2 separate regions of the Homo sapiens genome follow, and region 1 is linked to region 2. A link is a contact called in ENCODE Hi-C data. All regions are on one chromosome and are shown on one strand. The core of a region is the stretch at or near the end of the contact, and the rest is flanking DNA. Distances in the headings are between cores, read along the strand shown.

Region 1 (4,594 bases), core at 1,804-4,303, about 58 Mb before region 2:
CAGCTCATAGACACGGGGCATCTCCAGGTGGTCCTAGCCCTCCAGATGTTTCTAGCTCTCCAGGTGGGCGCTGTTTTCACGTCTGCCTGCATCCATTCATTCCTTCATTCCTCACCTTTATCCTGTTATCTCTATTTTTTTAAGCTACCAGGAAGGAAAGGGAAGAAGAGATCACGAAACTGGGACCCCCAGAAGGGAGGAGTGGGCTTTGAACTTAGACATCTACCTCAGAGCTCAAATAGGTTGTTTAAAATCACATTCAATTTTCAGATGAAGGGGAACTTTATAATTTTTTTTTTTTTTTTTTTTGAGACAGAGTCTCACTGTGTTGCCCAGGCTGGAGTGCAAATGGCTTGATCTTGGTTCACTGCAACCTCTGCCTCCCAGGTTCAAGCAATTCTCTTGCCTCAGCCTCCCGAGTAGCTGGGACTAAAGGCGTGTGCCACCATGCCCAGCTAATTCTTGTATTTTTAGTAGAGACGGAGTTTCTCCATGTTGGCCAGACTGGTCTCGAACTCCTGACCTCAGGTGATCTGACCGCCTTGGCCTCCGAAAGTGCTGAGATTACAGTTGCGAGCCACTGTGCGTGGCCAGAACTTTATAATAAGAGACTTGAAGCTGGGTGTGACGGTGCACACCTCTAGTCCCAGCTACTCGGGAGGCCAAGACAGAAGGATCACCTTGAGGCCAGGAGTTTAAGGCCAGCCTGGGCAACATAGCAAAACCTAGTCCCTAAAATTAAAAAAAAAAAAAAAAAAAAGGGAAAATAAAGGAGACTTGAAATTTTTGAACTAAATAGTGGTGATGGCTACACATTGTGAATGTAATTAACACCACTGAGTTAAACACTTAAAATGGTTAAAATGGCAAATTGTATGTTATACCTATTTTACTACAATAAAAAGTATAAAAAAGAGAAGATATTTAACCAATTGCAACAAAACAAAATGTTAAGAAATGATCTTTTTATGAGGCAATTGGAAATTTGAACACTAATCAACTATAGGATGATTGGAATTATTAATTTTGTAAAGGTGTGATAAGATACTGCACTTGGCTGGGCACAGTGGCACATGCCTGTAATCCCAGCTACTTGGCAGGCTGAGGTGGGAGAATCGCTTGAGCTCAGGAGTTCGAGACCAGCCTGGGCAACGTGGCGAAATCCCCGTCTTTACAAAAACAAACAAACAAACAAAAAAGATATTGCAGTTGTGTTGTAAGCGTCCTTATCTTTCAGAGCTACATAGTGGAATGTTTATGGAATATTTAGGATAAATGATATAGGCATTTGGGATTTGCTGCAAAATGACCCAGAGGCAGGGGTCAGGGGGAGAGGTAGAGATGAGACAAGAGGTAGAGGGGAGAGGTAGAGGTAGCCACGAGCTGATAATTACAGACAAGAGATGCGGAGTATGTGGGGGCTCATTATCCTGCATAGTCTATCTTTGTATATCTTTGAACTTTTCAAGAATAAAAAAGCTTAAAAAGTATACATGGCCTGGTCCTACCAGAGACTCACCCAATGCCAGCCTCCAGCCAGGGAGAGCCAAGTTTGCATTTTCACACGCATCTCACACTCCTCTGCACTCTCAACTTGGAGAGCTCCAAACAGGGAAACCCCAAGCCTTGCTGGCTTCTGCCAACCCCCTGAGCAGAAGCATGGGTCCCCCTGATCACCACCTCACCACCCTCATCCTGATCTCACTGTACACTCCCTTTCCTGGTCTGCTAAGTAGCGGGTGTTTTTCCTTGACACTAACGCTACAGCTAGACCACGGTGGGCTTGGCAACAGGTGTCTTCCCAGATGCTGGCGTTACCGCTAGACCAAGGAGCCCTCTGGTGGCCCTGTCCGGGCATAACAGAAAGCTCGCACTCTTGTCTTCTGGTCACTCCTCATTGTCCCCTCAGCTCCTATCTCTGTATGGCCTGGTGTTTCCTAGGTTATGATTGTAGAGCGAGGATTATTATAATATTGGAATAAAGAATAATTACTACAAACTAATGATTAATGATTCATATATAATCATATCTAAGATCTATATCTAGTATAACTATTCTTATTTTATATATTTTATTATACTGGAACAGCTCGTGCCCTCGGTCTCTTGCCTCGGCACCTGGGTGGCTTGCTGCCCACATCCACCAAGTGCACTTTGGGAGGCTGAGGCTGGAGGACTGCTGGAGGCCAGGAGTTCAATACCAGCCTGGGCAACATAGGGAGACCCCCCCCCCCACCATCTCCAAAAATAAAAAAAAAAAATAGCTAGGTGTGATGGCACATGGCTGCAGTCCTAACTATCGGGAGGCTGAGGCAGGAGGATCTCTGGAGCCCAGGAGTTGGAGGCTGCATGATGGCGCCACTGTACTTCAGCCTGGGCGACAGAGGGAGACGCTGTCTCTAAATAATAATAATAATATATAAAAAGATATACGTAACCCTACGGGCTCCCCTCTCACTGCTGTATACACCTGCCTCCTTCTGCATCCCTCACCCAATTGTCCCTCCCGGCTAACAAGCCAGCTGCACCCCCCAGGCAGAGGTCCTGCAGCAGTCGGTATAGGCAGCCTGGGCAGGGGGCTTGTCATAGATCTGCCTCTGGCCACGAGATCTTCTGCTCCCCCTACGGCTGCTAGCCGCAGCTGTCCACTACCCCTTAGCTTTATTCTCTCTATTCAGGGGCCTCCTGCTGCGCACTCCAAGGGGGTGCACGTTTCCAAAGAAAGATCAAGGGACATGGGGAAAGGAGAAAGGTACAGCTTGAGGTTCCCGCTCAGCCAGGACTAGGAGGCCTCTGTAGGGGCAGAACAGCCCTGCCGGCGCTCTGAGCATGCGCCGAAAAGCGCCCACGGGGAAAGCCATGCCGGGGGGCGGGGTGCGGGGTGGCGGGGGCGGGGGGGGGGGCGGTGCGCTCGCCACTGACGCATGCGCAGAGGCACTGGTCTCTCTCGGGGTTTTCTCGCGCCTGCGCAAGATCCTCCAGCCCAACAGGGGGCGATGAGCCGATCCTTGAGCGGGTTTGCCCCGCCGGAGTAATCCGGAAGAGGCCTCTTATTAGGGCTCTGGTGGCGGCGGCGGCGGACCCTTGGGGTCTGGACGCAACGGCGGCGGGAGCATGAACGCCCCTCCAGCCTTCGAGTCGTTCTTGCTCTTCGAGGGCGAGAAGAAGTAAGTGACGCCGGCTGCGGCGGGCCGAGGTGCGCGGGCCTGCGGCTGTCGCATTCTGGGGTGTCTCCTGCCCATCTCTTGCCCCGGGAGGGAAACAGCTTTTGCTTGATCGTCTGCTCGGCCTGTGTCAGCCAAATTTAAGGCCGTTCCGCGAGGCAGTCGCGAGTGTGTCCATGTTGCAGATGAGGACACTGAGGCTTGGAGGCGAGCAAGTTGCCCCGGACACAGGAAGTGGCGGCGCTTGTATTCGAACCCAGAGTGTCTGGTTCTCCATAGCCCTTTTCCTCTGGGATCTGGCAGCTTCCTCTTTTGTCTCTCGCCCGCCACCTCCATCCTTCATCCCCTCCGATCTGTCAGCGGCCTGCGTAAAAGCCGCAGTGGCTCCTCGCTGCCTGCGGGTTGAAGGAGTCCAGGGGAGAGAGCTTGGGCTCACTCTGTATCTGTGGGCGAGTGGCTTGATCTGTCGGAGGCCCTGTTTCCTCATCTGGAAAATGAGTTTATTACTGTACTTAAACGTGGGATTCAGGCCGGGTGCGGTGGCTGACACCTGTAATCCCAGCACTTTGGGAGCCCGAGGCGGGCGGATCACCTGAGGTCGGGAGTTCAAGACCAGCCTGACCAACATGGAGAAACCCTGTCTCTACTAAAAATACAAAATTAGCCGGGCGTGGTGGCAGATGCCTGTAATCCCAGCTACTCAGAAGGCTGAGGCAGGAGAATCACTTGAACCTGGGAAGTGGAGGTTGAGGTGAGCGGAGATCACGCCATTGCACTCCAGCCTGAGCAACAAGAGCGAAACTCCGTTTCAAAAAACAAAAAAAGGGATCTGGCCAGGTGCGCTGGTTCACGCTTTTAATCCCGGCACTTTGGGAGGCTCAGGTGGGAGGATTGCTTGAGCACAGGAGTTCCAGGCTGCAGTGAGCTTTGATCGCATCACTGCACTCCAGCCTGGGCGACTGAGCGCAATCCTGTGTCAAAATAAAAAGAATTGGATGAGGTAATTTGTGTAAAACTCTTGGTCCAAAGCTCAGCCCCTGGAAAACCTCGTAACCATTGGCTCTTATTGTTCCCAGGTTGGCGTGCAGAGGTCTTGGTCTGGCCCTTGCCAGCCACTTCGGCCTCCTTTAGAGCAGACTCTCAACTGGGGACCATTTGGCCCCACAAGGGACATGTGGCAATAACAGAACATTATTGGTTGTCAAAGGGGGTTATGACTGGAATCTACTGGGTAGAGGTCAGGGATGCTGCTGATGTCCTACAATGTCCACAAGACAGCACCCCACAGGAAAGAATGATGCACCCTAAAATGTGTGTGGTGTCAGCCTGGAGAAACCACCTTAGAAAAAAGGATATTCAACTTGATACCTCTCACCTGTGTGAGATTTTACTGTCAGCATAGTTGCCCTCAAATTGAGTGTGCATTAGAA
Region 2 (4,999 bases), core at 2,428-4,927:
AGCTAAGTGGAATATAAGACGACTCTAAATATCCTCATGACAATTAAGGTCAGTTTTTGCTACCAAATGAACTACCAAAATCTTAAGGTGTTTGAGTCTGGATGGTGCAGATAAGGGCTTGTGAACCTAATTTGGACAAAAACATGGTTCATTTGTTATGCCCATTTTTCTTTCTGTTCACATGATTGTTGCTTGTTGTCTTGTTTGTTTTGTGCTGCTATAACAAAGTACCACAGACTATGTAATTTACATAGAACAGAAATTTATTTTCTCACAGTTCTGGAGGCTGGGAAGTCCAAGGTCATGGCACTAGTATCTGATGAGGGGCTTCTTGCTGCATCATAACATGGTGAAAGGCAAAGAGGATGAGAGAAAGACAAAAAGGGGCCAGACTCATTCTTTTTTTTTTTTTTTTTTTTGAGATGGAATCTCACTCTGTAGCCAGGCTGGAGTGCAGTGACCACGAACTCGGCTCACTGAAACCTCTGCCTCCCAAGTTCAAGTAATTCTCCTGCCTCAGCCTCCTGAGTAGCTGGGACTACAGGCACGTGCCACCATGCCCAGATAATTTTTGTATTTTTAGTAGAGATAGGGTTTCACCATGTTGGCCAGGATGGTCTCGATCTCTTGACCTCGTGATCTGCCCACCTTGGCCTCCCAAAGTACTGGGATTACAGGTGTGAGCCACCCTGCCCGGCCCCAAACTCAGTCTTTTCTAATGAACCTGAGGCAGGAGAATAGGGGCTGGAAGCAGGCAACAGAACGCCAATGCACACTAACCTCCTAGAACCAAATCAAAAGGAAAACGCCTACTTATGACCAAGTAACAAAAGACCAACACCCTGTTCCGGAGCAACTCTCTGGCCTCAAAGTCCATGGAGTCTTTTCTGAAGGTGAGGTTGCATGCTATATTGTCCTCATCTTGCAAATGACAACACTGAGCTTCAGAGAGAGCGACAGAGGGGGCTGGGACTTCGACTCCAGTGTTCTATCTCCATATTGAGAGCCCTTTAAGGTTAAGAATGTGGCTGGGCATAGTGGCTCATGCCTGTAATTCCAGCACTTTGGGAGGCTGAGGCGGGCGGATCACTTAAGGTCAGGAGTTCGAGACCAGCCTGGCCAACATGGCGAAACCCCATCTCTACTAAAAATACAAAAATTAGCCTGGCATGGTGGTGGGCACCTGTGATCCCAGCTACTGGGGAGGCTGAGGCAGGAGACTCACTTGAACCAGAAGCCAGAGATTGTAGTGAGCTCACGCCACTGCACTCTAGCCTGGGCCCCGTGCTAGACTCCGTGCCCCGCACCCCCCCCCCCCAAAAGAATGTGTGTGTGATTAAAATTTAAGTTAGAGACAGTCTCACTATGTTGCCCAGGCTGGTCTCAAACTCCTGGCCTCAAGTGATCCTCCTGCCTCGGCCTCCCAAAGTGCTAGGATTACAAGGGCTAAGAATTCTAGTCATTCATTCACTCACTCATTCATTCATTCATGAATAAACAGTTTGCCCTGCTTGTGTACCTGTCCCCCTCCTGGGCGGATACGGCAGGCAAACGGTGCAAGGGCGGCTGCCGGGAGAAGGTGGGCAGCTGGAGTGGGACTGGGGGAGACAGGATCAATGTGACCTGCGGTGGTCCCCAGGTGGCCGGGATGCAGTACCTGCACGGCGTCCTGGGCCCCATCATCAACAAGGTGTTTGAGGAGAAGTACGTGGAGCTGGACCCCAGCAAAGTGGAAGTTAAGGATGTAGGGTGAGGCCGGGGGTAACTCCGGGGGGGTGCGGGGCGCAGCGGCAGCGGGTTGGGATCAGGCCCTGTCAGCATGTGTGTTTGTGCTTCTGCCCACCCGTGTATTGTCCCCTGTGTCCGTGTCCCGGCTGCTGTGAGAGCCACTGTTCCTGTCGTGGCCCTGGCGCTGACCGTGACCTCCTCTGCCAACCCGCCCCGTTCCACGCAGGTGTTCCGGGCTGCACCGCCCGCAGACCGAGGCCGAGGTGCTGGAGCAGAGCGCGCAGACGCTGCGCGCCCACCTGGGGGCCCTGCTGAGCGCGCTCAGCCGCTCGGTTCCCGCGTGCCCCGCCGTGGTGCGCGCCACCTTCCGCCAGCTCTTCCGGCGCGTGCGCGAGCGCTTCCCCGGCGCCCAGCACGAGGTGCGCCCTCCACCCGCTGGGCTAGGCTGGGCCGGGTTGGACTGGGCTGGGGCGAGGGGCGGGCGAAGAGCGGTGGGGAACCAGGGAGCGCTGGGGAGGACCAGGGAGGCTGTGTCCCGGCGAGGGTCAGGGACGGAGCCTAAGGGGAGGGGGCTGCCAGGAGCCCTGGTCTGGGGGACTCCAGCCCGCGCTCTTCCGCACCCCTCCAGAATGTACCGTTCATCGCCGTCACCAGCTTCCTGTGCCTGCGCTTCTTCTCTCCCGCCATCATGTCGCCCAAGCTCTTCCACCTGCGGGAGCGCCACGCGGACGCCCGCACCAGCCGCACCCTGCTCCTGTTGGCCAAGGTGCGGGCCTTGCGGCCACGGGCGGGATGCACAGCTGGGTGTCCTACCGGGGCCCTGGCCTGGACTGCAGAGTGTTCCCTACCGGCTCCGGCGAGGCCACTGGCACGCCCACGTAGGCACTGCACTTCACAGTTTGCAAAGCCTTCCTGTGGCCACCTTGTCCGAGTTCCATCTCATGGATAAGGGAACAGGCCTGCGAGGGGTCGGGGGTTGCCAAGGCCGCCCATCCTGTCGGTGGTGAATCGCGGGACCTTCCAACCCAGGTCTGCTTACTCTCAGGCTGCACCTATGTGCCCGGCACCGGGGTGGGGTATCCAGTGCAGCAGCGTCAGTTAAACCTACAGAGGAAGGCCCAAGTGGTCTCAGTTATCATAAGGCATCAAACTTCATGATCCTCTCCTCCCTGATCCCTAGTGGGGCTGGAGGGGGCCCGTGGGCATGGCCTCTGTCGCCTCTGCCTCCATCGCTACAGCTGAGTAGCAAAGACTTGGGGAGGGGGGGTGGGAGGGGGTGCAGTGGCTAGGCCCCTAACCTAGCAGAACCTGGTCCTTCCTGCTGTCACCTCCAGGCAGTCCAGAACGTGGGCAACATGGACACGCCGGCTTCCAGGGCCAAGGAGGCTTGGATGGAGCCGCTGCAGCCCACCGTGCGCCAGGGCGTGGCGCAGCTGAAGGACTTCATCACCAAGCTCGTGGACATCGAGGAGAAGGACGGTGAGCGCCGCCCTGCACAGACCCGCCCACAGCCTACTGCTGACGTTTGCTCCGCCCTTGAGCCCCACGGCCCCACCCACCGCTGTTTGTTCCTCTCGTGGCCCCACCCACCGCCTGCTGTTGACATTTGCCAGGCCCCCAGGCCATAGACCCACGCACCACTGTTTGTGCTTCCTGTGACCCTGCCCACTGCCTGCTGTTGACGTTTGCCCCACCCCTAGACCCATGGCCTCACCTCCCATCATCTGTGCCTGTTGACATTTGCTCCATCCTTGAGCTCCATAGCCCCGCCGCCACCTGCTACTGACGCGTGTCCCGCCTCCAAGCCCATGGCCCTGCCTTCCTCAGTCCACCTGTCACCCCGCTCACCACCAGCTGTTGATGTTTGCTCCGCCCTTGAGCCCCATGACTACGTCCACTGCCTGCTGTTCAGATTTGCTCAGCCCTTGAGCCCCATGGCCCCGCCCACTGCTCCGCCCCCCCCCCCCAGTCCCGCCCTCATTCCCTGGGCTCTCTATTCCCCTCCCTCCCTGGCCTGGCAGAGCTGGACCTGCAGCGGACGCTGAGTTTGCAGGCGCCACCTGTGAAGGAGGGGCCACTCTTCATCCACAGGACCAAGGGCAAGGGCCCCCTCATGTCCTCCTCCTTCAAGAAGCTCTACTTCTCCCTCACTACCGAGGCCCTCAGCTTCGCGAAGACGCCCAGCTCCAAGGTGGGTAAGGAGGGAGGCCGGCAAGTGGGGCTCTGAGAGGCCGGCAAGTGGGGCACCTTAGAGGCACCTGTCCCCTTCCTTGGAGCCCACTTGAGGTACCCCCGGGGTCAGAGAAGAAAGCCAGGTGTGTGGCATCTGTACTGCTTGTCAGAACCTAGGAGGGCCGGGCACGGTGGCTCACGCCTGTAATCCCAGGACTTTGGGAGGCCAAGGCGGGTGGATCACTTGAGGTTAGGAGTTTGAGACCAGCCTGGCCAACATGGAGAAACCCCGTCTCTACTAAAAATACAAAAAATCAGCCGGGTGTGGTGGTGGGTGCCTGTAGTCCCAGCTACTCGGGAGCCTGAGGCACGGGAATCGCTTGAACCCGGGAGGCAGAAGTTGCAGTGAGCCGAGATCGTGCCACTGCACTCCAACCTGGGCAACAGAGCAAGACTCCGTCTCAAAAAAAAAAATGAATATGGAGGAAGTTGATCCGACCTTACCAGGTTGTTGAGGATTAAATGAGATGATCTCCCTAAGGGTCCTGACCCAGGGCCTGGCAGGTAGTACTATTTAGGCAAATGGTATTATTAAAGATAGTACATCACCTGGGCTGCTAGATGAGTAGGAGGCTAGGGCAAACAGGGGAGGCTTCCTGGAACGGGCAGGAATATAGAAGCATGGAATCTTGGTGTGGGAGGGGATCTCAAAGATCACCTTGTACAGCCCTCTCTGAGTCATGGGTCACCTCTCCTGCAAGCTCTCTTCTCCCAGGAAGGGCTGAGGACATACTTCCTCCATGGACCTGGTGACTGCTTGCTGTACACCTGCCCCTAGTCATGCAGGCTATGGGGATGATCTTCCAGGAGTACCCAGCCTAGCCCTGGGCAGGTGAGAGCAGGCTAGGAGTAGGTGAAGGAGCTCATCACCCACCCTGTTCTCAACCAGCTCAGGGGTCCCACCAGATGAGGGGCCCGCCCCTTCCGACCAAAGACCCCTCAGATGATGATAATTATTTTTTGAGACAGGGTCTTGCTCTGTCACCCAGACTGTAGTGCAGTGGTGCGATCATAGCTGACTGCAGCCTCAAACTCCTGG

The links. Hi-C counts contacts between places; a loop is a spot of excess contacts on that map.
Region 1: a map of GM11168 shows a loop between it and region 2 (39-fold over the local background). The contact joins the promoter of POLR2J here to the promoter of LINC00957 in region 2. A Hi-C loop is called at or near these places in 2 of 168 maps with a recorded cell type or tissue (GM11168 and K562).

What each region holds. Positions count from the first base shown.
Region 1 is chr7:102,477,381-102,481,974 of GRCh38, reverse strand. POLR2J (RNA polymerase II subunit J) reads left to right here and starts at 3,053. Exons shown (of 4, transcript NM_006234.6): 1 at 3,053-3,167. The coding sequence starts at 3,115. It overlaps RASA4B (RAS p21 protein activator 4B), which reads left to right. Exons shown (of 21, transcript NM_001367767.2): 21 at 1-1,999.
Region 2 is chr7:44,037,727-44,042,725 of GRCh38, reverse strand. LINC00957 (long intergenic non-protein coding RNA 957) reads right to left here and starts at 3,677. Exons shown (of 3, transcript NR_072982.1): 1 at 3,577-3,677; 2 at 2,364-2,832. It also overlaps the pseudogene RASA4CP. RefSeq lists silencers at 2,102-2,211, 2,302-2,391.